Regions from separate parts of the Homo sapiens genome. Here region 2 is linked to region 1. A link is an interaction called in ENCODE POLR2A ChIA-PET data of the cell type or tissue named here. Cell type or tissue: Panc1. All regions are shown on one strand. Links, peaks and the distances in the headings refer to the core of each region. The heading gives the core; the rest is flanking DNA. Region 1 overlaps ABCA10 (ATP binding cassette subfamily A member 10). Region 2 has its middle 92 kb from the start of LINC01482.

Evidence for each region. Peaks named below come from ENCODE experiments on the same cell type or tissue, not always from the same donor. Only the 100,000 strongest peaks of a DNase experiment are listed, where the experiment ranks them.
Region 2: POLR2A ChIA-PET joins it to region 1 with 8 read pairs; 2 of 35 experiments call an interaction of 5 or more read pairs at or near these places.

Annotation. Positions count from the first base shown.
Region 1 is chr17:69,168,299-69,183,972 of GRCh38, forward strand. ABCA10 (ATP binding cassette subfamily A member 10) reads right to left here. Exons shown (of 39, transcript NM_001377321.1): 21 at 14,377-14,510; 22 at 13,855-13,992; 23 at 7,108-7,215; 24 at 6,309-6,479; 25 at 5,983-6,096. Among named protein-coding and RNA genes, the nearest start is that of ABCA6, 34 kb to the left of the region's middle. RefSeq lists a silencer at 11,376-11,576. In Panc1, for the core only: no CTCF peak of the experiment used is centred there; DNase peaks (open chromatin) are centred at 7,183 and 7,503; H3K27ac peaks cover 2,123 bases.
Region 2 is chr17:68,712,707-68,728,380 of GRCh38, forward strand. No RefSeq gene overlaps it. Among named protein-coding and RNA genes, the nearest start is that of LINC01482, 92 kb to the left of the region's middle. In Panc1, for the core only: no CTCF peak of the experiment used is centred there; no DNase peak of the experiment used is centred there.

The DNA of each region.
Region 1 (15,674 bases), core at 5,053-10,052:
CTTACTCCGACGTTGTTCAAGGGTCAAATATATTTTGATTTGAACAGGAATCATTCTCTTTTATATTCCATTGAATTTAAGTCCTCTGATTGCAGAAAATTTGCTTTGTTCATGGTTATATCCCAAGCAAAGTATCTGGCACATAGGAAGATACAATCAATATGAATGAATGAATAAATATTGGGAAGGGCAAACAATAAGGAGGATTTCTATTTCTCTGTTTTTATTCACCAAATAATCAAAAAATATGCATATTAACAGTGCAGTTGATACAAAACACTTTGTTAAATAGTTACTGTAGTTACAGGAATAAAATTGGAGGAAGAAAAGGAAGATTACACGGTTTGGCTCTGTCTCCCAACCAAATCTCATCTTGTAGCTCCCATAATTCCCATGTGTTGTGGAAGGGACCCAGTGGGAGATGACTGAGTTATGATGGCAGGTCTTTCCTGTGCTGTTCTCATGATAGTGGATGGGACCAACAAGATCTGATGGTTTTCAAAACAGGAGTTGCCCTGCACAAGCTCTCTCTTTGCCTACTGCCATCCATGTAAGATGTGACTTGATCCTCCTTGCCTTCTGCCATGATTGTGAGGCTTCCCCAGCCACATGGAACTGTGAGTTCTCCATTAAGCCTCTTTGTAATCTTGGGTATATCTTTATCAGCAGTGTGAAAACAGACTAATACAGAAGAAGAGGATAATAATTCCTATTGAGTACTTCATGAACATTTACTATTTATCAGATATTTTAATGAGCAGTTTACCAGCACTATAATAGTTTATGCTCTTTTAAAATCTCAATCCTAAAACACTAGAAAGTACTACTGTTATTATACATATATTCTGATGTTTAAATAACTGAACCTCAAAAGAACTGAAATAATGTGTTCAATTTCTTATAGCTACTAAGTGCCAGACCACTGAGGATTAAAACCTGGGGCTATCTAACTCTAGAGCCAAAATTCTTAATCATTATACTTTCCTAAGGGATATTGTATCAGTCAACTGTCCATACATCAAGTCAATATATAATGTACTGGATACCATGAACTTATATATACAAAACAGATGTTTCTAAAAGCCTAAAACAGAGAAGCAGACATTTGTGAACTGGAAGATTCACTATGTAAAGATATCATTTCTCCCCCAAAGTAATTTATAGATTCAATGCAATCCCAATTAATATCACTTCTTGTGGAATTTGACAAGAAGATTCTAAAAAGTGCACGCAAATGCAAAGAATCAAAAACAGCCAAGATACTTAAAAAAGAACAAGGTGGGAAGGTTTGCTCTCTCAAATAAAGCTACCATAATTGAGACAGCATGGTATTGATGTACAAATAGAAAAACAGATTAATGGAAGAAATCAGAAAGGCCAGGAATAGTCTTGATTGATAACAAAGGTAGCACTGCAAAGCAGTGAGATAATGATATGGACAAGTGGATATATAAATATGATACGTATCAAAAAGGCATATAAACAGTGTTTCTTCCGTATGTACAAGAAAAATTTTCTGAAGGAATAAACAATATAAACTGAAATAAGCTCAGGGTTTCATCAGCTTATTTTATAAACATTGTGTATACTTCAGAATCTCCTCAAAGATTTCGTGGCCATAGTATTTGTAATTATTAAAGGTATTGCTCTAACAAAATATATAGCAATATATCTTCAGTATTCTATAAAAATTAAGTTGGATTTTCTGGCCGGGCACGGTGGTTCAATCCTGTAATCCTAACACTTTGGGAGGCCAAGGTAGGCGGGTCACCTGAGGTCAGGAGTTCAAGACCAGCCTGGCCAAGATGGTGAAACTCTGTCTTTATTAAAAATAAAAAATTTAGCTGGGCATGGTGGCGCACACCTGTAGTCCCAGCTACTCAGGAAGCTGAGGCAGGAGAATCACTTGAACCCGCGAGGTGAAGGTTGCAGTGAGCCAAGATCGCCCCACTGCACTCCAGCCTGGGCAACAGAGTGAGATTCCGTCTCAAAAAAAAAAAAAAAATTACGTTACATTTTGTAAATCTAACAATGCAAGTGAAGAATGTATCTTTGACCATCTTGCTTCTTTCACCTTTATTCCATTCCTTTTTGTCTTCTTACTACACTAATTACCACATCTATATTGTTTTACTCATCAAAAAAAAAAAAAAAAAAAAGAAGTCTTCCATTAACCATTCCTTCTGGCAAGCAATGATAGCAACAACAATGCCTTGTAAGGAGTAATTAAACACTTCCTGTTTCTGCTTCTGCATTCTATATTTATTCTTCCATCTGCTACAAACTGTATTCTGCATTCACTGCTTTATAAAACTGCAGTCTCAAAGTTAGTTGTAGACATCTGTATGTAGAGATATGATGTAACAGATACCCTAAAGGGTCTTACCCATACTGTACAATTAAATTTTGGGAAATTGAAACAACTGTCCCTTACATACACTGCTAGTTTCAAGGGAAAAAAAAAAAGTGAGGAAATTCTTCAAGGACAAAAACAAAGCCTGAAACCCACCTTGGACCATTAAGTAAACACAAAATCTGCTTGGGCTGAGGACAAGTCCCCATATCAGCCCATGAGTTAGGAAGATATGATTTGGGTTCTCTTTAAAGTCATTCCCTGCAAAGACCTTTAAGAGACTAAAATGAAACCCTCTTGATGGGAATTCCTTGTAAATCCCATATTGAGGCATGATACTCTAAGTTGGCTTGTACAATCGTAGATGGATTCTACACTGCATGTCTCACAAAAGTAAGTGAAAATCTTTTGGGGATGAAAACATCCCTAATACAGAGTCTTCGGAGTTCCACACTTTAAGGTCAACCAAGTATGAGCTCCTCTCCCCGACAAAAACTTATCAAACATATAAGGCAATAAGCACTAGATGACTTTTGAGACTAGAATTGTCAAACGACAAGTAGAAATGTTGTTTTCAATGAAATGTTGAAATAAATCAAATATGAAATATAGAACAATAACAAGTAACAAAAGATTAGGAGAAATAACTAAGCATATTTTAAATAGAACCAAAAAGAGTTTTGGAAAACAAAATTGAAATTTTAAGTAGTCAATGAGTAAAAATAATTTAGATGCAGATGAATTTAAAACAAGTGAATTGGAAGAAACGTCTGAAGCTTCCCCAGAAGGCAGCAAGGACAAGGACATGGAAAATTTGAATGAAATGCTAACAGATGTAGAGAATAGTATGAAAAGCTAATATTATCTCAGTAGAGACTTTAAGTCAGACAGGCAATATCTGAAGTGGTATTGGCTGAGAATTTTCCTAAACTGAAGACAGAAATGAATTCCAGGCATCCCAATTTATACAAAAATAAAGATAAATAGAAAATCACACCTAGAAACATTGTAATGAAAGCTAAAGTCAGAGAAGGTTAGTCAATGAGAGAGCCTCTGCAAAGGATAGCAACTGACTGATAGCAGACATCTGAACAGTTAAAATGTAAGCAACAAGAGAGTGAATTTTCAAAGTGATAAGAGAAAATGACTGTCAACCTAGAAATGCATAAGCAGCTAAATTATGTTTTAAGAATGAGGGTGAAAAAAGATTTTTTTTAAACTACGAGAGTTTATAGCTAACTGACCTGTTAAAGGAATATATAAATGATGCATTTTGGGAAGCCAAAAAAAAAAAAAAAAAAAGATTGATCTCAAAAGGGAGGAAAAAAAGACTAAAATCCAAGTATGAATAGTGAACAAATAGATTGATTTAAAATGTACACAAATCTTTTTTAAGTTCTTAAAATGTTAATAAAAATGCTTATTTGAGGGATTAAAAAAAGAAAACCAAAACACTAGACAATAGCATGTAAGTAGGGTAAGAAATTATTAATAATAAAATCCTCAAAATATGGTGTTGGAAGTAATTAAGATATTTATTAACTTTAGGCTTTGTTAAGTTTAGCACATAAAAAATTTTTCAGGGGTGTTATGGGCTGAATTTTGCCTCCCCAAAATATATATGTTTAAATTTTAACCCCCAGTAGCTCAGAACATGACTATATTTAGAAATAGTCTCTAAATGGGTAATTAAGTTTAAAGGATGCCATTGCAGGAGTCCCTAACCCAATGTGACTATTGTCCTTATAAGAAGGGGAGATTAGGACACAGACGCGTCCAAAGGGAAGACCATGAGAAGACCTGGAAGAAGATGGCCCTCTATAAGCCAATGGGAGAGGCCTCAGAAGAAATCAACCTTGCCAATAGCTTGACCGTGGACTTCTGACCTCTAGAATTGTGAGAAAATAATTCTGTTCCTTAAGCCTCCCAGTCTGTAGTACTTTATTATGGCAGCCCTAGCAAATTAATACAAAGTAATAAAATATAGATTATGACTTTCAAACCAAAAAAAAGAAAAATATGGAATAAAAACAAATTCAAACAAACAAAAAAGGGAAGAAAAAAGAGAAATCACATACACAAAGCAAAAAGTAAAATAGTGTAACTTCAAGAATATCAAAAATCACAATAAACTCATTAAATTAAAAGCAGGTTAAGTCTGAATTAAAAAACAAATAAAATCCAACTATATTTCTTTTACAAGAGACAGGCATTAAAGCATAAGAACAATAAAAGTTAAAAGTAAACACAAGTGGCAAAAAAGATTTATCAAGCAAATACTGAACAAAAGAAATCTGGTGTACCTATATTAATATGAGACACATTTGACTTTATGGCCAAAAACCATAAGAATAAATAGGGCTGGTGTATAATCATTCCAGACTTCAATGCACCAAACAAAATAGTTTCAAACTATACAAAGCAAAATTGGATTAAATTAAAAAGTGAAACTGACAAGCCTACCTTTACAATGGAATTAGAAGAGAAAAAAATAAAGATCAATGACTAATGCCGATGGTTAAGAAGACATTACCCTTGGTTATGATATTTGACCATTGTAGTACAACCATTGATAAAACTGGCCCAAGGAATTATGTGATTAGCTGTCACAGGGATGCGATTTGGAAGCTTAGAAGCAATTTAGTAGCCTTTAGGATTTCTGCTGACATACTGAATTCTCCAACTGGTTGTGTTTGTGATATTCCTGCTTATACTAAATCCAACTTTTAAATACTACTCACAAAGGCCAACCAATGTAACTGTAACAGCTCCAGTGAAGTAAAACTTTGGTCCTTTTACCCTAATCCCTTCACCCTGTCCACAGAAAGAGAAAGGAAAATCCAGAAGAAGAAGAAGAAAAAAAGAGAGAGTCAAAGTGTAGACCTTGCTCTCTTTCTCACCGCTGATCCCCAAACTAAGGGCGTGCCTAAGATGAGCCTGGGGAGAGAGTTTTACATTGCTTAAGAAAGTTATGATTTGGACTTGACCAACCTTTTAGATTTTTTTTAGTTCTTTAAGTGAATCTTACTTAACAAAATTGGACTGTTTTAATGTTTGAAATGGTCAGAAAGCTATAGTAACTGCTTAAGATATCAGCTAGTGATAGGGAAGGAGATGCAGTAGCATATGCCTGAAGTAATAAGTAAATTATTTATTAAGAAAACAGTTTCTTATTTATTTTATTCATCTATATAGCCCCCTATCATGCTTGTTGTTTGTTTGTTTTTTAAGGAAGGAGAATTATTTAAGAGAAAAACATCACTGAGTTGAGAGGCCTGCGTTTAAGTCTGATTCTTTTCAGTTTTTCCCACTCTGTAAAATGAAGAAATGTCCTGAATGATCTAGTCTTTCAGCTGTTACATGCCATGGTTCCTACATATATTTTACTTCTTTCCAAAGAAACAGAGTTCTAAAAAAGAAACCTCAAAGAACAAATGGGAAATAAAGGAAATAAAATGAACAAAACATTCTGAACCCATAAACATGGTACAACAATAATGAAAGTACAAAAGAAAAACAAACAAAAAACCCTCCATTCTCTTCTAAGCAAAGTATTTATACTTAAATTTGCATTTAAAAAAACTTCAAGGAAATTTAATATAAATGTGCACGCATGTATATATACTTACAATAAAAAAGCCAAAAGACCAAAAGCCATTATTTTTTCTCCACTTGCGAAAGATGAATGAAAGCACATATGTGAGGAATATAAGAGAAACTGCACAACCAATTATGCATACCACCTGCAAATAATGAGGATCAATGGCAAGATTAGAAATGGCAGGTCATAGAGGGAAAGAGGAGGGGAGATAATCAGGTCATAAAGCTGCCTAAGGCAATTTTCTTATTTTCTTGCATATTACATGCCTTTTGCTAATGACAAAACATTCATGAAAATGAATTTTCATTTTGATTCTACTATTATAATTGGCTTGTGGAAAAAATGATCACTTACCAAAACAAACATGAGTTCCCATGAAAGCTGGAATCCCAGAAATATGAAGTAGTAAATTAAATGTATTGAAAAGAGAATCAAGAAGTATAATGGAATGTCCACCAGAGCCTGTCCACACCAGTATGCTGAAGGCCAGAGGCCTGAAATCCATAACTGGGATTGAACATTTTTCTGACAAAGAATAGAAGGGATAGAGGAAGGGATCTTAGTTTGAAAAGATTTTGTGGTTATGTAAAAAAAATTGTTTAATAAATTTTAGAAATAGTATGTTATAGTGTCTGTGTGACAAAAAGCATCCTCCTAAAAATCTAGCATCTCCAATGGAAATGTGTAGTTATTGGTTCAACAGAAAAGTCTCAGCTATTTTTAAAGTTAATTTACCCATTGATACAGATTAATGAAGATGACTACACTATATATTTTTAAAGCCCAGTTTATTAAAGCGTAGTTAAATAATTGGAAACACTGTATGTCTGACATTTCATGCTATAGTTAAAAATCTAAATTCCCTTTGGAACTGTGAAATAACTGCATGGATCAAACAGTACCACATCTTCATCCCTGAAGTTTATTTAGCATGATTTCCCTTACAGCTGTGGCAATTTTATTGTGCTAAATGGTAAACTTTCTGACCTCTTTGAAATCATGTGTTTACTATAATCTATACTGATATTAGATTGTAATGTATGTGTAAAAACATTAACCAAAGTACAACTGTGTGTGTATAAAACAATAAAATTGCAATTACTACAGTCAAATAAAATCAATCTCAATCTAATTTCCTCTCTCTCCCTCTTACTTTATAATCGCTGATGCTGCTCATGCCGATAAAAGGAGAAACGCAGTTTGTGATCAACAACAAAAATATGGACCCATCTATAAAACCAAGATCCAGCACTATGTCATCCTGAAAGATGAAAACACATCAGTAAGCTGTTGCAATTGTTACAAATTATACAAACATTATAAGATACGTTTCCAGGAAATAAAGAAAAACTCTAGAAGCATTCACCTGATTTAAGAAGCAAAGAGACAAGCAAACATGTTTTGTTAACCTTAGTGGCAGGTTCCATTCCCAGGAACAGCATGATATAAAAGAAATTCAAAATCTCAATTTTATATGTATATACGGTAGTCTCCCGTTTCCACAGGGGATATATTCCAAGACTCCAAGTGGATGCCTGAAACCTGGATAGTACCAAACCCTATACATAATATGTTTTTTTAATCTGATAACTGAAATGGCTACTAAGTGACTAATGGGTAACATATACAGTGTGGACACACCAAACAAAGGGATGATTCACTTCCTGGGTGGGAAGCAGGACAGGGCAAGATTTCATCATGCTACTCAGAACAGCATGCAATTTAAAACATATGAATTATTTATTTCTGGAATTTTCCGTTTAATATTTTAGAACTACAGTTGACCAAAGGTAACTGAAACATCAGAAAGCAAAATCACTGTGAAGGGGGACTATTGTACTTAGAGGGCATGAGCAGTTTCTCTTTTACATTTACATCTGATATTTTAGGGAGCTACAGTTATCATATCTGAAGCACTGAGTTAAGTTGTCATTTGTTCCAGTTCCCTATTTCCAAGTTGGCCTCTAATAGTGATTGTTGTGAAGCTGGACTTATGCTTAGGCATTATGCCTAACTACGTGCAAGATACAATTAGAAGAGAGCAAATCTTCCCTGCCTACATAATTTGACTTCTAAAATTGTTTAAATTAAACAATTGTCAAGGCATTGAGGGGTCTTTAAGTTTTTTTCAAGACACTGTAATTTATTATTATTATGACAAAAAAAATCTAAAGAAAAGGAGTGCAGAAAAGGTAAGTTTTTGTCATAAATGCAGGTGCAGGTGGAAGGGCAAAAAAGAAGCAATGAAAAGGTTGTTCTAAGAGTATTAGTAAAGATGTGGGAAGAACCAGATTACCAGGGGCTAAATAAATGCACAATCATCAGTGTAAGGGAAGGGTAACACTTATGACTCCATATCCCTGCTTCCCAGTATCACCCCTGGGAAAGGATATTACCCATGTTGTTGATCCTGTTGCTTAATATTAAATGGGCCAATGTCATTGGTTGATGCACATATCTGTTTTCCTCTCTAAGAATCGGACAAGACTTCATCATGCTACTCAGAACAGTGTGCAATTTAAAACTGATAAATTATTTCTAGAATTTTCTATTTAATATTTTTCAACCATGGTTGACCAAGGGTAACTGAAACCGCAGAAAGCAAAATCATAGATAAAGGGGGACTACTGTACTTAGAGTGTACAAGCAGTTTGGGTCCAACTAAAGAGATACCTTTTTTCTCCTTTATATCCTGCACTCTCTACTTGGGTGTACTGCTTAATTTTGCTACCCTAAATCTCTGCTTTTCTTTGCTCCCCCATCTCTCTTCTGCATATCCTCAACTTCATCCTAATGATTCCCAAAGTATGCATTATCTCCATCTACTTCTCTGGGTTCCTTGCTTTTAAAATATTCTACAGAAAGTATCTACTTGGGTATACTCTGCTTTATCTAATATACTAAGTCAAAAACTAATACTAGCATCTCCTCCAAATAAACTTTCCTTTTCAACTTCCCCATTTCTATCAGTAGTTTTGTGACTGTTTCAATTTCCTAAGCTACAAAATTGTCTTCTTACATGCATACCTCTTTTTTATACTTCTTTCAATCTGCCATTTAATGCTACTATTCTATGAAATTCACATGAGTTTTTCTTTTGTCACTTATTCCTCTTCCTGTATGCTGGTCCAGACACTTTTGTTAGCTTCTGTTGGTCCTTGACTGGCATTTGAATATTAATATATGGTAGGAGGATCAGGGGGTCCAGATACACAGAAGGTCAGAGCTAACCAGTGAAAGTCATTATTAGGCAGAGTTCTAATATAGGCATTTGAATCCTTCACCATTGGGATTCCAATGCCATATTAGAACTTGACTTGTGAATGTCCAATTACGTTCCTTAGTATATTTCTATTTATAACTTAAGTATATCAACTTCAGAGGCATTAGTGAGAACTAAATTAAATAATGTATAGTGAGGCCAGATGTGGTGGCTCACACCTGTAATCCCAGCACTTTGAGAGGCTGAGGCGGGTGGATCACCTGAGGTCAGGAGTTTGAGACCAGCCTGGCCAACGTGGTGAAACCCCATCTCTACTAAAAATACAAAAAAATTAGCCGGGTATGGTGGTGCATGCCTGTAATTCCAGCTACTTGGGAGGCTGAGGCAGGAGAATCACTTGAACCCAGGAGGTGGAGGTTGCAGTGAGCTGAGATCTTGCCACTGCATGCCAGCCTGGGTGACAGAATGAGACTCCATTTCAAAAAAAAAAAAAAAAAAATATATATATATATATATGTTATATATATATATAGTGAAATAATAATATTTTTATTTGCTACATGTAGCATTTGCTATATGGGAGGTGCTCAATAACTAAGAATAGTTGTTTTTAAGATGAAAGCACTAGAATTTAAAACAGACCAGGAAGCAATATCAGGCAAGAACCAACAAGTAGCTAAGGAACAGATGACACGTAGCTTAGTGAAGTACACATTTCAAAGTCTAGAAGGATAATAAGAAACAAAAAGGGCATAATTTTAAAATAGTGGGAAAATGAGGTTATTAAGAGAAGTCATGACAGCTTTAGAAGACACCTTCAGCAATCAGAGGCAATGTACAGCCAAATCTAGACGCAAGTGAGCCTCACAGAATTGTGGAGATAGTGACTCTTCTATGCTAGTGGTTCTCTAAGTGTGGTCCCAGACCAGCAGCATCAACGTCACCCGGTACTTACTGGAAATGCAAGTTCTCAGACCTCACATCTGATCTACTAAATCAGAATCTCTGGGGATGGTGTCCAGTAATCTGTTTTAACAAGCCCAGCAGGTGATACTAGTGTATGTTAAAGTGGAAGCACCTCTGGTCTATGACTTCTGCTGGCATATAAATCAGCCCCAAGATTTGAGGTGTCCCTGAGAAAGGATGTTATTAAATCTGAGTAAAAGGGAAATTGTGACTGAAAATAAAAATAAATTATCCTCCACAATGGGTGAGCAGTAAAATATACTATACTAATCCCTATTCTTACTATAATTGATCATTTTGTTTGGTTATGCATGAGTAAAAGAATGAATAATTATTGTTTTCTTTAAAAAGAAAATACCTGTTTCTGGTGAAAATGCAACAACTAGAAAAAGACTGAAATTCTTAACTTTCCTAAAGAAACACAATTTCCATTTGAATATTTTAAAAGTTATTCATGAGGGACTAAGAGAGAACTCACCTTCCCTGGATCCACAGGAGACAATTTAATATCCAAATTGCTTCCTTGACAAGCCTTCCGAACATTAATTTTGTCTAGATTTATATACATTGCAAGAGAAGAAGGTTATGTATCTATGCATCATCTCCTCTGTTTTCTGATTCGGTTTAGCAAAAAAGTAGATTAAAGAGCTCTATCTGTTGAACCCAGGAGGCGGAGGTTGCAGTGAGCCGAGATCACACCATTGCACTCCAGCTTGGGTGACAAGAGCAAAACTCCATCTCAAAAAAAAACAAAAAAACAAAACAAACAAAAAAAAAACCTCTATCTGAACCTCGTCAAAAGGGAAAAATAGAACCCCATGTAAGAGACCTACCTAACATGTTGGAGCAATCAACAACGAATGTATTTGATGTCTGGAGGTAATATGCTAAGACAAATATTCTGTGAGTTCATGAGTAATAATCTTAGTAAGCAGATTCAGAAACTAAACTCAGGTAACTGATGGGTCCCTCTGGGGCCCACTGGCCACATGAGACCCATTCAGCTCTGTGCAGGGTGAAAGGCTACCTGGAAAAGATAAATGTGTGTCATACTGCATCTGAAGCAAAAGCCTCAAGAGTAACTTCTTTCCTCAGCTCCATTTCTATTTACTCCACCTAAGGATTAACATAACATTCCCCAAAACACTGGGGAAAAGAAAGGAGGAAGGAAGAAGCAGAACAGTCAAAAGGAAAGGTACCCTCTATCAGACTGCAGGTGATAAGGAGGTCAACCCATGCTACTTTCTGCATGAGCAGAATTTCTTTATCTTGATATTCTCTACGGAATTCTCTTTAGCAACACCCAGAGGCCCTGGCAAGCTTCCTGCTACCATTGAGGGGAAAACCCCAAATACCATCTTTCTTCCTCCAGAGCTGGCTCATGCTCAGCCAGACCTATTTTCCCTACAGAGAAAGCTTTTTTATTAAATGCAGGGTGAACTACAGTGGTTTGCACTCAGTAAACCCAGCATACATTCAATTCTGAAAAATCCGAAAGCCCTTTAAATCATATTACTTAAAAGTTGCAAGATAATTTTTATGTCTTTACAGTAATGAAGAGTTTGTCCGACAAAGGCTAACTGTAACATGCTTCCACAGTAATGATAATAATGGCTCATGGTTGTGCGATACATTAAACACTTTTAAAAATAATATCTTAGTTGAATGTTACGTCTACTTTATGAGGTAGAAAAAGCAAGTATTAAAATAAAAAAATTTTAAAGACAGGACTATTACAGATTATCTGCTTGCAGTTCCCATCTTGCAGAAGAGAAAGCTGTGCCATAATGGTAACAAACGGTGCACAGCATAACCAGTTATCCAGTCTACCCACTCATTCATCCATTCAACAAATATTTATAGAGCTTCTGCTCCGTGCAATGCATCATCCTTTGTGCTAGAAATAAGTCAAGTATAATTATTACTTTCAAGAAGTTCATATTTGAAAAACAATGACAAACTGAGTCTGAACTCAGTTCCACTGAAAAATAAATTAGGAGGGTCTTTAAGCATTAAAGCATCTGCTGAAAAGTCCTGGAGGATGTTAGGAGATTGATTAAAAAAAAAGGGAAGACAACATCGATTCTATATTAAAAGTAAACAATTAAGGGTAAATAAAGGCATGATTAACTCTGGAAGTACTGGGAAATAGATGAAATTATATTAGATCTCACTCTTGAGAAATTACCAGAACTAAGTTTTGATTATATTTTTCTTATTTTTGCTCTGAACTGGTAGCACATTGCTATTACCATCCAGAGAGACACTGTATTGTTTTATATTAGATAGTTTCTCTACTTACAATTAAATCACCCTATCTCATTCGCAGAAAACTAGAGTTTGCATTATATGGTATTAATTTCTTATTATGCAATTTTCCAATAAAATTTCATTATCTAAAACCACTATGCATATTCTTGCTAACATCCACATGATTTCTATAATTTTTTCCCTTTTTTATCTATCATAATCAAACACACCAGTTAAGAATTTGACAATTTAGAAAGAATAACTAAATTGCATCTGATCAAAAATTGCACTTCACACCCCAAGTTATAAAACATAAAGAAGCCAAACCAAAAAAAAGCACTGCAGAATTTTAAATGACAAAGAACAATAGAACTGTTAAAAAATCATAATTTTAGAATTGGACCATATTTTATCATAAATCCCTTTGGTGGAGATATACATATACATATGTGGGTGTGTATACATACATACACACTCTTTTGCATTTGCATTAATCAGCGTATATGTCTTATATTCATCTAACTCTCCAGGGAAATCTGACACTCTGACATAAAATTAAGGATTTAGGTTTAAGATATCTCTGATATTCTTCATTTCCAACCAAATCCATTCACTGATTTAAGTAAATACGCATTGAGTACCTAGTAAGTTGTATATGGTAAACCAAAGTCAAAATTATGAGTTTTCAACAGTCCTATGATTTTTTTCTCTTTTATTTTAAATTTTGCAGTGTCCTTTTGGATCTTGGCTCTTCTAATGTTCTGTGTTGGACTGTGATTCTTAATCAGACAAGATTTTAAACTAGAGGGGTGAGGCCAGCCATAAAACATAACTCTACAGCATACCAAGTGGTAATAAATGTAATGGAAAAAATAAATCAGGATAAGGGATAGGAAGTGATAGGTTACATCTAATTTACTAAGTAAATAATTATATATTTAAATTTTTCCATAAAACTTTTGAATTTTAAAAATTTAATTAGACTAAACATAACAGTACTTGAAAGATTCTTGATCTTTCAGAATAAGTAATAGCAAACATGTATTTGAATGTTTCCTCTTTCCTTTATAGGAACGTAAGCTCCATATGGGTGAGATTTTTGTCTATTCTGTTCATGCTGTATTCTCAACATCTAGAAGTACCAGAAAATAGTACACTCAGGAAGTAGTTATTGAATAAATTTAAATGTGTATATATATTTATATGTAAATATATATATATATGTATGCCATGCTATGTTCTAGGTACTCAGTAAATTCATTTAATCTTCACAATAATTCTATAAAGTAGGTACTATTACGCTCCCTACTTTGCAGATGAAGACACAAAGGCAAGGAGTAGCTAAGAAACTTGCTGTTAAGTGGCAGAAACAAGATTTGAACTCACATGGTAGGCTCTAGAGCCCTCATCCTTTATCCCTCTGCTGTGTTGCCTCTTATATAAGTCGAATACTCTACTTACACGAGAAAATGAAGTGCTCTCCATTTGAATAAGCTCCGTGAAGTTAAAAATTCCCATAAGGGCATTGCTAACAATTCCCATAAGAACAGGAAAACAATTCAATTTCTTGGTATTACACGCAACAGAAAATCTGTAATCCTTGAAAAAAAGTACACAAATATAAGTTATAAATTCTTATAGTAAATATATTTATTGTATACTTTGTATATTACCAGAGTGGAATTAGAATGAGAAGGAGACTATTAATTTTTCTTTGACACTTCTGCCTTCTTTGAATTGGTACAAGAATGCATTATTTTTGTAATTCAAGTGACTTGTTTTGTAAATGAAATGGATTAACATTTACTAACATGAAAAGATGTCAAATATTTATATTTTATGTGACAAAGAAAGTTTCAAGCCTCCTCTAATATGATGCCAATTTAGAAAACATACTTAAGTTTCCTATAGTTCTAAGTATTAGGACGTGGCAAAAAAAACAAAAAAAAACCAAAAAAAAACAGTGCATAGAAGCAAACATACCTTCTGGTCACCAGACACTATGATGGCTCCATTGTAGGAGGGATCATCTGAGCCATTTCTGTTTCTAAAGTCATCTATTTCCAAAACTATATCCTGACACTTCAGTGAATGCACGAGGTCTTCAATATTTGATCCTAACATAGTGGAAGGAAGGCAACAAGAAAAAAAAAAAAAAAGCAAGAAAATCAAAGTCAAAGCTTAAAATAATAATGATTGCCAATCGTGTTAAGAAAAACCCAGAATAGCTTAGTAAAGAGCCTTGCTCTTTAGGAGTACAATACTATTCATTCTGATGCTACCACATTAAGTTCCATTTACTATCTTCAATGTGACGGACTCCTTTATTCTTTTCAGAAATATATTCATTTATCTTATAATTCTCACCAGGTGAAAAGAGTTTATGAAAATAAGATTGCATTTCTCACAGGAAGAAAATTTGCTAGGAGTGACTTTTATAAACTTTACCAGAACCCTGTAATATTTGTAATTATGAATAATACATACAAAATATACCTCATGACCCAGGCTTGTTCTAGTGATCCTGTCAACCTTAAATGGCACTAACCTTGCCATGATATTTAAAGTACTAGTAACCCATTCAAAACATCTTTATGGAATTAAGTTAACTTGATATTTGCCATTGTGCCCATTATTTTTCTTGACTTGATTTCCATCATAGATGGAAAGGAAGTCAAGTTGGTCACAGGGAGAAGTCAAGCTATGATGCAGCCTCCACATCTGAATCAACCACCCCCGCACCAAGGGAGCTCTGGATTTAAAAGGACCCATCAGGGAGAGAATCCACAGATCCTTTGAAAGAGGCGGCTTGCAGCTGCAGGCTCCATGAGACAGCTGAAAAACTGAGTGCCCTCGGTGTGAAAGGGCAATGTGTGTCCCCAAACACACATCCTCACTGGGGAATCCGAAGGTTGAGATCACGGGAGGATTTTACCTTACCTGGAGCTAAGACGAATTTAGAAAGCCAAGCGAAATATAGGGGTAGAGGAAGCAGTGGGAGGAACCCTGTGGGCACTCTCAGCCCCCAGGGAAGCCATTTTTGACTTTGTCTCAGAGGGGTCCTTGGGGAGGGCTGCCAGTGGAATTGGGGAAAGACCACAGGAAGAAGGAAACTTCCAGCTGAACTTTGTAATAATTTTAACCAAATGCATAGTTTCCTGGACAGAATCTTGGGGAAGGAATGATCAGGGAGTGCAGATTCAAGCACAGAAGCCATGGCAGGGGGAAGGCACATAACCGGAGAGCCCTGCTTGCTTTCTCAAAGGGAGTCTTGTAGCATG
Region 2 (15,674 bases), core at 5,460-10,459, 460 kb before region 1:
GGGAGACTCCTCTACTGTTGGTATAGAAAAGGCTTAAGTTTTGGAGTCAGAGAGCCCTGAGTTCAGTCCTTAGTTCTGCTGTTTTCTATTTTGCAACTTTAGGCTTGTGACTTAATGTCTTTGAACCCAGTGTTTTCGTCGGTAAAGTATGGATAATTATACATATGTAAATGGCTGGGTTGTTGTGAAGAGTAAATAATATGACATATGTAAAGTTCTTAGATGATACTTATTTCATGCTGGTTACCACAAATAGTCTGTCATGCTATTATCATTGAATATACAAATATAATGGTGTCAGTTTGACAGGAAATATACCTTCTTGGTTTGTAGCCCTGTAAGGGCTGTTGACAAGCACTAAAACCATGGTAAGAGGGCACCGGAGTGATGGGGTAGGGCTTCTCTGATACAGTCTAGCAAATGTTGCAAAAGGGAAGCTCCTGGTGTGTTTAACTCACTTATTTTTCAAATTGTGTTAAAAATTCAAATTGACCAGTTAAGTTAAAAAAATGGAGACCTTTCCTATGCAATGTGGATGACAAGCTTCTTTTGAAAAACCAGATCTGGCAACACAAGACCCCCTGCATTCCAGATCATGACCATCAGCTGTAACTTAGAAGGGCAGGCTCTTTCCAGTTCTCTCCACTGTTTCTTCCTAGTGCTCTATCTTAGAGATAACCTAGTGTTACCTCTTATATTGACTACTGACCAGCTCATGTGATTGGACAAACACTTTCACTCTTTTAGTCTCAGTTATCCCGTCTGTAAAATGAAGATGATAATCATTAACGCTTATCCCAAAAGTTTCTTTTGAGGATTAAAAAACCTCAATTAAAAAGTTTTTTTCACAGTGCTTGGTGGAGAGAAAGAACTCAGGGTTAGCTATTATTATGGTCATTATTAGGCAGCTTTGCAAATTAATGGGTATCTAATTGAAATACATACCTAAGTGGACACCGACAGAAATTAAACTGTGGATAACACACACATTTGTTATAGGGACATAATATTTTTGAAAAATACAGTGAATTTTTCTTTTTTCCTACTTTCTTGTAGTTGGTCTTCTCTATATTCTCCTCTTAGGGAAAAGCATTTGACAGAGAATCTTCTGCTGTCACATCCACCCTTCACCCTATTCCACGCTGACTTGTTTGGATTATATCAGTAGAGGATAATGGTGTCACTATTTATTCCCCTGTCTAGCTTCTTCCCTAAGGCATTGCATTGAGCCTGCTGAGACCCTCACTGAAGATTACTACTTCCCTTCAAATATTCTCTCCTTCTGAGTTTGGTAACCCTTCCGTCAGACCATGAGGTCCTGGACCTGGGGTGGTAATGATGACACTCTCACTAGCCCTGAGGCTCTGTCACGTTTCTTGCAGTGCTCTCATATGTCTTTGAACCTTTTGTAGACAATCTTTTTTATCAAAACAATTTCTACTTATCCTACTTGGAGTAAATCATCAGCTGATGTAGCTTCCATTGCCTTGAAAAAAAAATTAGAATTGTGGCTGGGCATGGTGGCTCATGCCTGTAATCCCAGCACTTTGAGAGGCCGAGGTGGGTGGATCACTTGAGGTCAGGAGTTCAAGACCAGTCTGGCCAACATGCTGAAGCACCGTCTCTACTAAAAATACTAAATTAGCAGTACATGGTGACAGGTAATCCCAGCTACTCGGGAAGCTGAGGCAGGAGAATCGCTTGAACCTGGGAGGTGGAAGTTGTAGTGAGCCAAGATTGCACCACTGCACTCTGGCCTGGGTGACAGAATGAAATTCTGTCTTAAAAAAAAAAAAAAAAAAAAAAAGAATAAAGTAAAAATCAAAGAAAAGGAGTTAATTTTAAGGTTCCAATCTCAAGACAATATTTTGAATCTACAGCAAGGTAATGGTCCTAGAAATCAGGCTTCATGGAGAGAGAAAAAAGTTTTTAAAATTCTTGGAGGTTTCCATTAACATATAGAAAGCCAGGCTAGGTCACAGAGGATCAAAGCCACAAGTGGAGAGCAGGCAGGAGAAATGACTTGTGGGAAATTTCCACCAGACAGGAAGAGAAAATAGAAACCATTGCCCTGGAGAAGGAAGGGAGATTTTGAGAGGGCACAACCAGGATGTGTACCGCAGCTTGGTCACTGAGAAATGACTGTTTCCTCCCCAACCCCACCTTACTTAAGCAAAATTGGGGCAGGGTGTGATGAGGCATTGGAAACCCTCACAGAAAGCCCAGATAGCTTGAGGGAGAGTCAACACATCTTGACTTGTCCCCCGTGTCCCCCCTGTGACTACTGTGGTAGGGAAGTGGTGAAACTTCCACCATCCCTCTTCCAGGGTAGAGGGTTCCTTATGGCCCAGAGTTCCTGTCTGCCCCAGGGAGAGGACACCAAGGTGCTGAGAACAATGTTGTCTTGGTATAGACTTCAGGGCTAAGAAGCAAGAGGCCACAAACCATAGAGGGCTGGTGATTTGAGGGACCCAGAGACCTTGGACATCAGCAGCAGATGCCAGCGGATGCCCATAAAGGACAGTGAAATTGGCCACACCTAAGTAAACACCAGCCAAGGACATTCAGGGACAAAACCAGCGTGTAGCTGAAGACTCAGGACTCCAAGGACTATATGCCAGCTTTTCTCTGCCCCCAGATATCACCTTGGGAAGAAGATATGGGCAAAGTGACCCCTTAAGAGAGGAGGGAAGCAGTCTTTGAATTTCCTGGGCAATTTACCCAAATGAAGCTGAGTTAATCCCAAAGTGAAATGTTTTAAACAGGAACAAAGTCAGTTGCCCTTAATTAAAATTAATTTAATTAATTTGAATTTTTCTCTGCCAGCAGGAGGAAAGGTAGCTTCAGAGTAAGTGAGTAATTATAAACAATAATGAACTTCATCTTTTTTATACTTCTGAGTGTTCTGTATAAATTTTGTTTTGTAAATTCTGCATGACCTCTCTCACAAGATTGACCCTTTGCTCTGGAACTTTGTCTTTGAGTCACTGAGTCATATTAAGGGTGGTGAATGAATTTTATCTAACATAACCATTACTTTTACTTACTAAGTAATTTTAAACATAAACATGGAAGGAAATTAAGATAGAAAGAAAAATATCATATCCCTCCACCCTAAAGCAAAAACATCCATTTTGAAAAAATATTTTCTTTGCCCATGTGGTTAATATACTGGTGAGAGATTGGCCAAACCGTTTGCCTACAAAAGTCTGTCCTGTCAACATCCTGAGTTTGTCCTTGGTGACGTAAAGGAAAAGAGAGAGAAAGAGAGAGAGAAATGAGCTGAGTACCTGATGTTGTCATATGGCATCAAGCTTCTCCTTACTTGGATGCCCTTCCAATTAGTGAAACAGGACATTTTTAGGATGGTGTCCAGACTCAACAGTGTCAATAGGATTTCACTCTTTCTATCTTACTTCTTAGTGTTTGCCATTATACAAAACCCCAGGATTCACGGGGATTCCTCTCTATTCTTCATCTGGCATTCTAGACCCTGATTCTGGGGCTCTTGACTGTTGGATTATTGACATTATGATGTTATGGGTAGGATATTCCAAGTAGAATCCCTGAGTTTTTATTAATTGGAGTCTTAAAGAACAGATTTACAGATTTAAACTTTGCTTACCTCTGCCTGTTTTTCTCCTTTGTGTTTTAATGCATGTGACACTTTAAGGAAGTGTTTTACTTGGATACTTGGGAAATGAGCAGTGAAGTGAAATAGCTTTCCCTGCTCTTATTTGTATTGCTCTGATTTGGAGGCATATACTCTTCTAAATGATTGCTTATTCACGTGCTTCTGTCAAATTAGAACCTTAAAGAGGCATGATCAGATTTGCCCACATTCCTGAGTAGGGGAGATGCCTATTTCAACAATAGTACCTACAGGGTTAATACAGACCAAGAAGCCTACTTGTTGTGGGTAAGTTACAGTAGCTGGTATTTTAAGATGACATTTGTTTGTCTCTGCAAATATTCCCACAAGTGTTCTCTCAGTAGTTCACTGTTTGGAGCTTCTTGCAGAAGTATCTCAAACATGATGATCATGGGGCCACATGAGAAGTACTAAGCACCGTTGATGATGTTCCTGTGTATTTTTCAGCTTTGAAGGGGGTGACACTTAGATAAACCCTGGAGAAAAAAAAATAGAGAAAAGACTGAATCAAACCTAGAGGCAAAAGCTATGGACAAATGGGTGAAATAAACAAGCAATTTTCTTTTTGTTGTTCCTGAAGCCCACTACATTAGCTTTGGCAGCATTACCAGATTTTAAGTCATGCTGACCAAATCAAATACGAAAATCAGATCGTGATAAGCTGGACTGACATTATTTCTAATTTCTTTTATAATTTCCTTTGTGAGTCATGAATAATTTAGAACCATATTTCTTTCAGTTTCTGAACACACAAAAGTATTTTTGTTTTTTTCTTTGAAATTGAGTTCTCATTGCATTGTGTTGGAGAATATAGTCTGCATGTTTTATCAATCAATTCCTTAATATTTATTGAAATGTCCTTTATGGTCTGGTATGTGCTCAGTTTTTGAAAATATTCTCTGGAAAATTGAAAAGAATTCAGATTATTTAAGAGTTGACATAAAGTTCTAAATATGTGAATTTGACCAAATGTCTTACTCCTGCTGTTTAACTCACCAACATCATTAATTTTTTGATCACTTGATCGATCAGTCTGTAATAATTAAGTATTAAAAATTACACTCTAAGAAATTCAATATACCATAATTTTATTGACCTTTACTTTATATGAGTTGTTGCTTTTGTAGGGCAAAAAGTGGTCAACTATTAGGAATTTCTTACAGTTTGATGTAATATTTTGGAGCTATGTTGCTCATGTTTGTTGGTTCAGGTTTGTAATATTTTTCTGACATATTGTGTGATAATGTTTTTACTTTAAAGTCTATTTCATCTGCCAATTTATATGGTTAGAGCATCTTTATTTTGATCAGTATTTAAAAAATGTAATCCACATATCTTTCTTCTGATTAAATTCTATTTGGACTAATGTCTGGCATATTATTATTATTTTTTCTATTTACTATGAGTTTGACTCACAATAAATATTCAGTACTTGGTAGTTTAAAAATAACAAATATTATTAATTTAATAATTGATGTATTTATTATTAATATTCTCTTTATAAGAGTTTAACTTTGATGCTGATGTAGTTTCATTATGATTTTTTAAAAATTATGATAAAATATTTCCTGTATTTATTAGCCATTTCATAAGCTTACCTGATTTTTTTATTTGAGGTTTTATTGTATTTTACAGTAGCAGGGTGGGTGAAAAGAGGATACATAGAATTTTTATGTATCAGTGTTAGCTGTGGGGTTAGCTTTGGCTTATTGAAGTTACCAATAATGAACAATCCTCAGTATCCAAAGGATACAGAATCATAAAACGTTGGAGATGGAAAAAAACATCTATTGAGGCCGGGTATGGTGGCTCACACCTGTAATCCCAGCACTTTGAGGGGCTGAGGTGGGCGGATCATGAGGTCAGCTGATCGAGACCATCCTGGCTAACACGGTGAAACCCCGTCTCTACTAAAAATACAAAAAAAATTAGCCGGGCTTAGTGGTGGGCACCTGTAGTCCCAGCTACTTGGGAGGCTGAGGCAGGAGAATGGCATGAACCCGGGAGGCGGAGCTTGCAGTGAGCCGAGATGGCACCACTGCACTCCAGCCTGGGTGACAGAGCGAGACTCCATCTAAAAAAAAAAAAAAAAAACTACTGAAACTTCCCATCAAGAATCTCAATCTTTTACAGAAGACCAAAATAAAGACATGCTACTCTGATACAGGGCACAGAGGTTCCAAACAGTGAAATAATAACTAAGCCAGGTCTGGTTCACATCATTTTACTTCCATTTTTGTCTGCAAGAGACTGTGAAAACAGGAGATTTCAACCAAAAAATCTAAGCCTATTGCACTGGGAAGTGGTGATTCCCTCTGAGTCAGATTGGATGATATTTGAGGTTATTTAAAACACTGAGTTTTGATGTTTTTTTTCTTAAATACAGAAGAGGAGGATCTCACAGTTAATGATAGAACCAGACCTGGACTATTGATTTCTTGATTCCAAATTCACCATTCTAGATATAAAGGCCACCCAAGTCTCCTCCCACCCCCCAGTGTACCCCTGTGCCTTGAGGCCATAGTTACTGTGAACTATGTATTGTCATACTTCTTTCTCTCCTCAGAGACACTCCATCAGTGGAGGGACCCTGAATGGGAGCTTATCAGGACTGCAGCCTTCTTTAGGGAGGAAAGGGTAGGATGATGCTAGAGAAACAAGAATTTTTCCACTGAACACTAAGCTAAAAAGGGAGAAAAGAAGGCCTTTTGAGAAAAGCCTTAAGGAGCTGCAATTGCTCAACCAGTGGAACAGCTGAGGATTGGTCTATGTGAGTTCAGCATTCGCTTGGCAAAGCGATGCACCCTGCCCAGGGGCTGGTACTACAAAGTTGGCAACCATATGTTTTTCATATCTCAGTATGAAAATGGATTCCAATTTAAACATAAAGTATTAAAGTTAGATACAATACAACCTCACTTAATTCACTAATTCAGAAGTTGTAATTATTTAGAAGGAGAAAACCTGATATTTACCTTCATGTTTTTTATTTTAGGAAAGAAAGAGAGAGCAACAGTGTGTGTCTGAGAGATTTATTGTATAATATGATCAATATATTCACTAAATATTATCACTATTCATTAAAATAGGTTTTCAAAATATTAATACTTGAAGAAACTATTAGCTCTAATTGAAACTACTTCACATATATATGGAAAAGAATCAAAAAGCAGATTTCTGGAAAGTGTCATAATTCATATGCTTCAGTAAGATACTTAGATGATCTCATTCATTCATTTAGTCATTCAACAAAAGTATATTCAGTGCCAATTCCGTACCAGGCATTATGCCATCTAGTTCTAAGCAGGGAAGTTTCATTTTGTAATGGAACAAGTGAAAAGAACCGCTTTTCTTGAATTTCTTCTTTAAAAGTCACTTATGTTTCTACTGATTTAGGAGAGTTTAAATGCAAACATATGAGTAAAGAAACAGGCTAGCTGACATATCCAGTCACAAAAGACAAATTGTGCCTTCCTGTTAAAGTCTAATATTTTTCAGCTAAAAAGTATTCATCCATGATGTTCTTAATAAACTATTCATAAATATAGAAGGAAGACATGAAGCCACAGATATGTTTATTTGACATAGAGAAGGCTTAGTTCAGGGGTGGGAAGACCACTTTTGTAATGCATTTTTTTTTTTTTTTTTGAGATAGAGTCTTGCTCCGTCACCCAGGCTGGAGTGCAGTGGCGTGATCTCAGCTCACTGCAAGCTCCGCCTCCTGGGTTCACGCCTTTCTCCTGCCTCAGCCTCCCGAGTAGCTGGGACTACAGGCACCCGCCACCACGCCCAGCTAATTTTTTGCATTTTTTAGTAGATGGGGTTTCACCGTGTTAGTCAGGATGGTCTCGATCTCTTGACCTCATGATCCGCCTGCCCCGGCCTCCCAAAATGCTGGGATTACAGGCATGAGCCACCGTGCCCAGCCTTGTAATGCATTTTTAAAATTGATTTTACACAAATGATTCTTTCTATAAGAATATAACATATAGCCTCCAACCTGACCCCCAGGTTGAAATAAAATAATGGAGGCTTTGCTTAGTTTTTCCAAAGAGATGAATGTAATGTAATCAATAAAACTGGAACATCTTCAGTTTGATGGGGAAACTGAGCACCAAAGAAGTAGGCAATTTTGGGAAAGAAAAAAAGCATCCAGGAGTCTTTGGTGAATATCCTAATGCTGAAAAAGTTTGGGGAGATTTGGATGTAGGGCACCTGACTACTGAGCAATCAGTAGGGTGTTTCTTCTGATTGATCCTATCTAGAAGCAGGAAAAAGTAACTTACATTCAATGGGCATCTGCTTTGGGATAGCTGTGGTATTAGATTATACATACACATACACACATGCTTACATATGTGTATGTATAGATTTTATGCATATGTACATATTAGATTACACACATTATATGTGCACGTGTTTTATATGTATTTATAATATATTTTATATATTATAATAATTTAAAATATAATCTTTCCAAATACCTGTGATATAAGTAGTATTAGCCAATTTTAATGATAAAGTGTCTTCGGCTTAGAGAATTACTTGTGTAAGGTCATACTTTTAAGAGGAAGAATGAGGATTTGTGCTGAAGTCCATTGAGTTCCAGAACTCACTAATTTTTCCACTATATATTGTTGTCCAGAGAATAAATGAGCTGAAAACTTTAAAAATCAGATTGATATTTTAATAGACTCCATCATTTGTTAGGTGTGTGAACTTGAGAAAATTCCTTAAGCTCTCTGAGCTGCATTTGACTATTTGCAAAATGGGGTTATAGAAAGTTCACTGCCTGCCTTAGAAGATTGCTGGAGAATTCAATGAAACAGTAAAATAAAAGTACTTAGTGAACATTCCAAAGTAATGTAGAAAATAATACTATGAAAGAACTGTACAAGGCTGGGCACAGTGGCTCACGCCTTTAATCCCAGCACTTTGGGAGGCTGAGGTGGGTGGATCACAAGGTCAGGAGTTCAAGACCAGCCTGGCTAATATGATGAAACCCTGTCTCTAAAGATACAAAATGTATATATATATATGTATTAGCCAGGAGTGGTGGCATGCATCTTTAATTCCAGCTACTTGGGAGGCTGAGGCAGGAGAATTGCTTGAACCCAGGAGGTGGAGGTTGCATTGAGCCGAGATCGCGCCATTGCACTCTAGCCTGGGTGACAGGACAAGAATCTATCTCAAGAAAAAAAAAAAAAGAAAGAAAGAAAGTACTGCACAAATATAAGAACTCACCATGATTACTTTTATGATTGTGTGAGGAGACAAAAGGTAAATTATGGTAAGTACTGTAATTTAGCCAATGATATGAGCAAGATCAAAAAGAATAACAAAGATATTTTTTATTGCAATGAGAGGAAAATGCAATGCACAAGGAATTCTCATTGCTTTTGTGTGTTTGAAAATGTCCATGACAACATGGTTTAAAAAATACTTTCTTATTTTAAAAACTAATTCCCTGAAAAAGTTTTAAAAAATACTTCCTTGTTTGGCTATTAAAGATTAGCTAGGATGATGGTTAAAAATAAGGATTCAGTAGCCAGAATACCTGGGTTTGAATTTCGCCTCTGCCACACTCTGTGTGACCTTGTGACCTATTTTATCTTCTTGTGTCTTGCTGGCTTCGTCTATAACATGTGGATAAAAATGGTACCTACACCATAGGCTTGGTAGGAGAATTAAATGAGTTGACGTTTGCTAAGCACTTAATAAATTACATACAAGTATTTGATAAAATACAAATTTTGTACAGAAGCAACAGATTGACCAAATATATTGTGGGTTTCAAATAGCTCCCATTTACAAGGAACATAAGGATCAGAAAGGTTAAATGACTTAATGTCACACTTAGTAAATAGCTGTGGCTGCATTTGATTCTGGGTCTGTCAGATTCCAAAATCTTGGTTCTAGGTGCTGTGCTGTCTCCTGTGGGGAAACTATGATAAGTCAGCCCGGTCTTATTTTGGCAAATGATACTGTATTTACCCTGACATTTAATGATGTCTTGGAGGGTTTCTTGGATGGGTCTGTTTGTGGGAAGGCTGAGATGCAAGTCCTTTTTAGAAGACAAGACTTGTTTATCTTTCATCAGGAGACACTACCTGGGGACCCCTAGATGGTGCCATCAGGACTTTAAAGGATGCCAGAGTTTGACAGGAGGTGAAGTTGGGACCTGAGAAGTACTTTCTGTTATTGGGCTTCCACTTTACCGAATGGGATCAAGGAGATGAAAATTAGAGTAAGAAACACAAGACAGGCCTAGTTGTGCTGCATTGTCCCACCTCATAAATGAAGATCTGTTGGCTGGGAGTGGTGGCTCATGCCTATAATTCCAGCACTTTAAGAGGCTGAGGGTGGGAGGATCACTTGAGCCCAGGAGTTCAAGGCCAGCCTGGGCAACATAGGGAGACCCCATGCCTATTAAAAAAAATCAGCAGGGCAAATTGGCACACACGTTTGATCCCAGTGTCTTGGGAGGCTGAGGTGGGAGGATTGCTTGAGCCCAGGAGGTCGAGGCTGCAGTGAGCCGTGTTTGCGCCACTGTGCTCCAGACTGGGTGACAGAGCAAGACCCTGTCTAAAAAAGCAAACAAAAAGCAACTGCTGTCACTCAATATTAAAAGCTACCAAGTTCGTGAAGCATCCTATGTGCCAGGCACACATATATTAATGCATTCAGATATTAACTTGATTCTTTTAGATGATCCATAGAAGCTCTAGAAGCTTGAATTGTCCTGCAGATTTATTGCCATTATTTGCACTATCTCTTGCTAACAGAATTATCACTGAATGTGTTTTATTAGCTCTAGAGTGAAATAAAAAATAGAACTAGACAGATTATGTAGGCTGCCTCCATCATATGGAAGGATAAGACCATTTCAGCTTTACTCTTATTTCTTCTGGGATAATGTTCTTACTCTTTTTGAATCAGGCTGATCTGAGCCCATCCTACACAAATGAAAAACTGCCAGCCTCACAGGATGTCAGAAGGAAAAATGAACATAGAAATGGGTTAAAACTTACTTTTATTCCTTAAAGAAGAATTAAGAAAAGGTTAGTTGCTTTGACACAGAGAAAATACTCATAAATAAAAACATGGGTAGCCGATAGATTATCCAATAATCTTTCAGCCCAGTTCAGTTTCAATGAATTATACTTCTGAGAATCAAAGCTAAATAGTCAAATGCCACACTATTACATTTTGATGAAAAGAGTGGGATCTTGCTTATCCTTAAATGTGGATTTTAATGACACTCTTGAATCTGGTGGCCAATGCCCTGTGATCACAGTGAGGGTAAAAATAGTAACAGCAACACTGTCATTAACATTGGTATATCTTATTCTTTACAAAAGAGATTCATACGCATTTTCTTATTTGATCTCCTCAATCCTGCATGGGACACTTTAGTTCTCCATTCTTGAAGTGGGAGAAATTAACGTCCAGAGATTATAAGACTTACCTACTATCATTACTAATAACATAAGTCATTAGTAAGTCCAGGACATTTAGAATATTTTCCTCTATCCCATTGTTTTGGACCAAAAAGTAATGAATCTGTGGTAGTGAAGACTGATCTTCATAAAAACACTTTGCATGATACTGGAAATAAGAGGTCATAAATAAATAAAAATTAGCTTGTGAAGTTTTTTAAAAACAGCAGTCCTAGATCCTCCAGGATCTAGTACAAGCAGAAAAGTACATGCAGTACTCTTCTACTAACCTAATTGCTTTTCTGCAGCAGACAGGCAACTGAATATTTGCAAAACTGCTCAGTGGAATGGTTTAATTCTTTAAGAACTGATTTTCCAGTTTTTTTAGAGGCCGCACAAATATTGCTAAGTTGTATCACTTGAGAATTCTTGGGATAGTCAAATATAGGAGAGCAAGTCTGCTCATTTCCCCAGCTCATTAAAATGATATTGCAGGAAGATGTTAATAAGAACCTTTCATATAAAAGGATATTTCCTGAGATTTATATACAAATAGTGAATATACAGTTGACTCTTGAATAATGTGAGGGTTGAGGTGCTAACTCTTGCACAGTAGAAAATTCTGTGTATAACTTTTGACTCTCCAAAAACTTAACCAGTAGTCTACTGTTGACCAGAAGCCTTACTGATAATAGAAACAATCAACACAAATTGTGTATGTTATATGTATTATGTACTGTGTTTTTACAATAAAGTAAGCTAGAGAAAAAATGTTACCAATAAATCCTAAGGAAGAGAAAATATATTTACTATTCATTAAGTGGAAGTGGATCAGCATAAAGGTCTTCATCCTTGTCATTTTCATGTTGAGTAGACAGAGGAGGGGGAGAAGGAGAAGGAAGAGAAGGGGTTGGTGTTGCTGTCTCGAGGGTGGTAGAGGCAGAAGGAAATTTGCATATAAGTGGCCCCAAACTGTTCAAAATTGTGTTGTTAAAGGGTCAACTTGATCACAGGGAAGCCAGTCTATCAGCAGAAAGATTCTTTTTCACCTAATCATCAACTAATATAACTTGAAAGGAAGTCAGCTTGGATCTCCAACCTTCTTTTGTCATTTGGCATCTCTCTCTGAGAGGGACACGTAGTGTCTTTTGGAAGCAGCAGAGGCCAATGGGGTCTCCACATTCCATACAATGATGTCTCCATCAAAACTAGTGGTAGCAAAGGGATCAAGAGGTGGACAGTCATCCACAGCTAAGCCGCATTCTGTGTGGAGCTGTCCTCCCATTCTCATGTGTTGGTGACCACGTGAATGCTCTAGAAAGAACCATACAGGAAAAGACTCATCTGGGTTCCCAGTGAGGATGGGTCACCCTTCCCTAGTGGACTGAGTGGCTCTGACTGCTCCACACTCCAAACAAAGCCTTATGAAGTTCAGAGCAGGACTTTGCTAATCCCAGCCCTTTGCACTGGTGGAGAATGGGCAGTGTGAGGCCCCTGGAAGACTGCTTTCTGGGATTTCTCTGCTTTCAGGTTGCTAATGACTAGCTGAGCCAGACACACAACAACCAGGCTCTTCTCTCTCCAGTGATCTTGTGGTTCATTTCTCCCACCTTACCCATTCATTCTTCCCCCTCAACATACTCTTGGAATGACTGTATTTTTCTCGTTGTGTTTATGCTGATTACATATTTGTTGGTCTTGTCTCCCATACGCCCTCTTTACAGGGTGGGGACAGGCTTGTTCCCCACCATCCATTATCTAGAGTGCCTACTTACAGAGCTTCATTTCCCGAGGGAGTGCAGTAAAGGCTTGTTTATCAACTGCTGGATTCCTCAGAATGCTCTCTCTTCTACTATGGGAGCTTTTCTGATTAAACCCTCATTCAGGTCTGGTAAAGTCAGTTCGGGTCAATACCATTCACAATTCATAAGTTCCTCCTATGACTGAAGCACAGGGCTAAGACCTTTAAGCAAAGAAGATACAGTCTGTGCCTTCCAAAGCCTTTGAAGCAAGAGGAGGCATTATCAGTTCAGCAGCTTTCAGCCTTGCTGTTAACACATTCTGGTGGGCTCTATCAGTTGTGAGACATGTCATCAGCAGTTTGTTACAAATAATAGTTAAAGTGCTGAATAAAATGCACTAATAAAAATAAATCTAGCTAGGTGCGGTGGCTCATGCCTGTAATCCCAGCACTTAGGGAGGCTGAGGTGGGAGGATCACTTGAGCTCAGGAGTTGGAGAACAGCCTGGGCAACATGGTGAAATCCCGTCTCTACACAAAATTCAAAAATTAGCTAGGCATGGTGGTGTGCATCTGTAGTCTGAGCTACTTGGGAGGCTGAGTTGGGAGGATCACTTGAGCCCAGGAGATCGAGGCTGCATGAAATGAGATGGCACTACTGCGCTCCAGCCTGGGCAACAAAGAGAGACCCTGTCTCAAAAAAATAAAAACAAAACAAAATAAAAAAAAATTGAAAAGTAAATCTAAGTGGATTCAGGGTTATTTTGACTATAACCCTTCATAATTTTTCTAGCATTATTTATGTGTGTGAAACTCACATAAATATGTAGTTTCCAACTTAAATTTTTTTTCCTGATGCACATGTCCCCCATACCCCTGTGAATCTATATAAGGAGTGCTTGCTTCATTTCAGCTGAGACATAAGGTGTGGTGATGTATGTGTGCCAACCAGCTTACCAGCTCTGGCTTTGTGCCTCTCATCTGTGTTAGGAAGCTTATCTGAATGCAAGTCATCAGTGGTGAAATTATTACAAATGTCATCTTTTAGGGGGAGAGGAGGATAAATTCTGATGAGGAAAGAAATAGAAGGCTAAGTTTCCTGGGTGGGGCAAATCTCAGCTGGGCCTTGAAAAGTAGGTGGAATGTTGTCAGAGCTCTGGAGTATAGGGGTCAGCAGTAATAAGAAGGTTTGGGCCATGCAGAAAAGGACTTCGATAAAATTCAACATCCATTCATGTTAAAACAAACAAACAAACAAAACCCCTCAATAAACTAGGCACTGAAGAAACATACTTCAAAGTAATAAGAGCCATCTCTGACAAACCCACAGCCAACATCGTACCGAATGGGCAAAAGCTGGAAGCATTCCCCTTGAAAACCAGCACAAGACAAGGATGCCCTGTCTCACCACTCCTATTCAACATAGTATTGGAAGTCCTGGCCAGAGCAATTAGGCAAGAGAAGGAAACAAACGGCATCCAAATAGGAAGAGAGGAAGTAGAACTATCCCTGTTTGTAGATGACATGATTCTATATCTAGAAAACCCTGGCTGGGTGTGGTAGCTCATGCCTGTAATCCCAGCACTTTGGGAGGCTGAGGTGGGCAGATCACCTGAGGTCGGGAGTTCGAGACCAGCCTGACCAACATGGAGAAACCCTGTCTCTACTAAAAATACAAAATTAGCCAGGCGTGGGGCGCATGCCTGTAATCCCAGCTACTTGGGAGGCTGAGGCAGGAGAATCGCTTGAACCCAGGAGGCAGAGGTTGCAGTGAGCCGAGATCAGGCCACTGCACTCTAAGAAAACCCCATAACCCCATAGTCTCTGTCCAAAAGCTCCTTGATCTGATAAACTACTTCAGCAAAAGTTCAGGATACAAAATTGACAAACAAAAATCAATTGCGTTCTTATACACTAGCAACATCCCAGCTGAGAGCCAAATCAGGAGCACAATCCCATTTACAATTGCCTATGAAAAGAGTAAAATATCTCAGAATACAGCTAACCAGGGAGGTGAAAGAGCTCTATAATGAGAATTACAAAACACTGCTCAAAAAAATCAGAGATGGCACAAGTAAATGGAAAACATTTCATGCTTATGGACAGGAGGAATCAGTGTTGTTAAAAAGGTCATACTTCCCAAAGCCGTTTACAGATTTAATTCTATTTCTAACAAACTGCCAATGACATTCTTTATAGAACTAGAAAAAAGCTATTTTAAAATTCACATGAAACTGCAAAAGAGCTCAAATAGAAATGGCAATTCTAAGCAAAAAGAACAAAGCTGGAGGCATCATGTTACTCAACTTCAAACTATGCTACAGGGCTACCGTAACCAAAACAGCATGGTACTGGTACAGAAACAAACAGACCAATGGAACAGAATAGAGAGCCCAGGAATAAGGCCACACACCTACTATCATCTGATCTTTGACACAGCTGACAAAAACAAGCAATGGCCCCATTCAATAAATGGTGCTGGGATAACTGGCTAGCCATATGCAGAAGATTGAAACTGGACCCCTACCTTACATCACATACAAAAATCAACTCAAGATGTATTAAAGACTTAAATGTAAAACGTGAAACTATAAAAACCCTGGATGATAACCTAGGAAATACCATTTTGGACATAAGACTTGGCAAAGATTTCATGACGAAGACACCAAAAAAAATTGCTACAAAAAGTAGACAAATAGGATCTAACTAAACTAAAGAGCTTCTGCACAGCAAAGGAAACTATCAGCAGGGTAAACAGACAACCTAAAGAATGTGAGAAAATATTTGCAAACTATGCATCCAACAAAGATCTAATATCCGGTATCTATAAAGAACTTAAACAA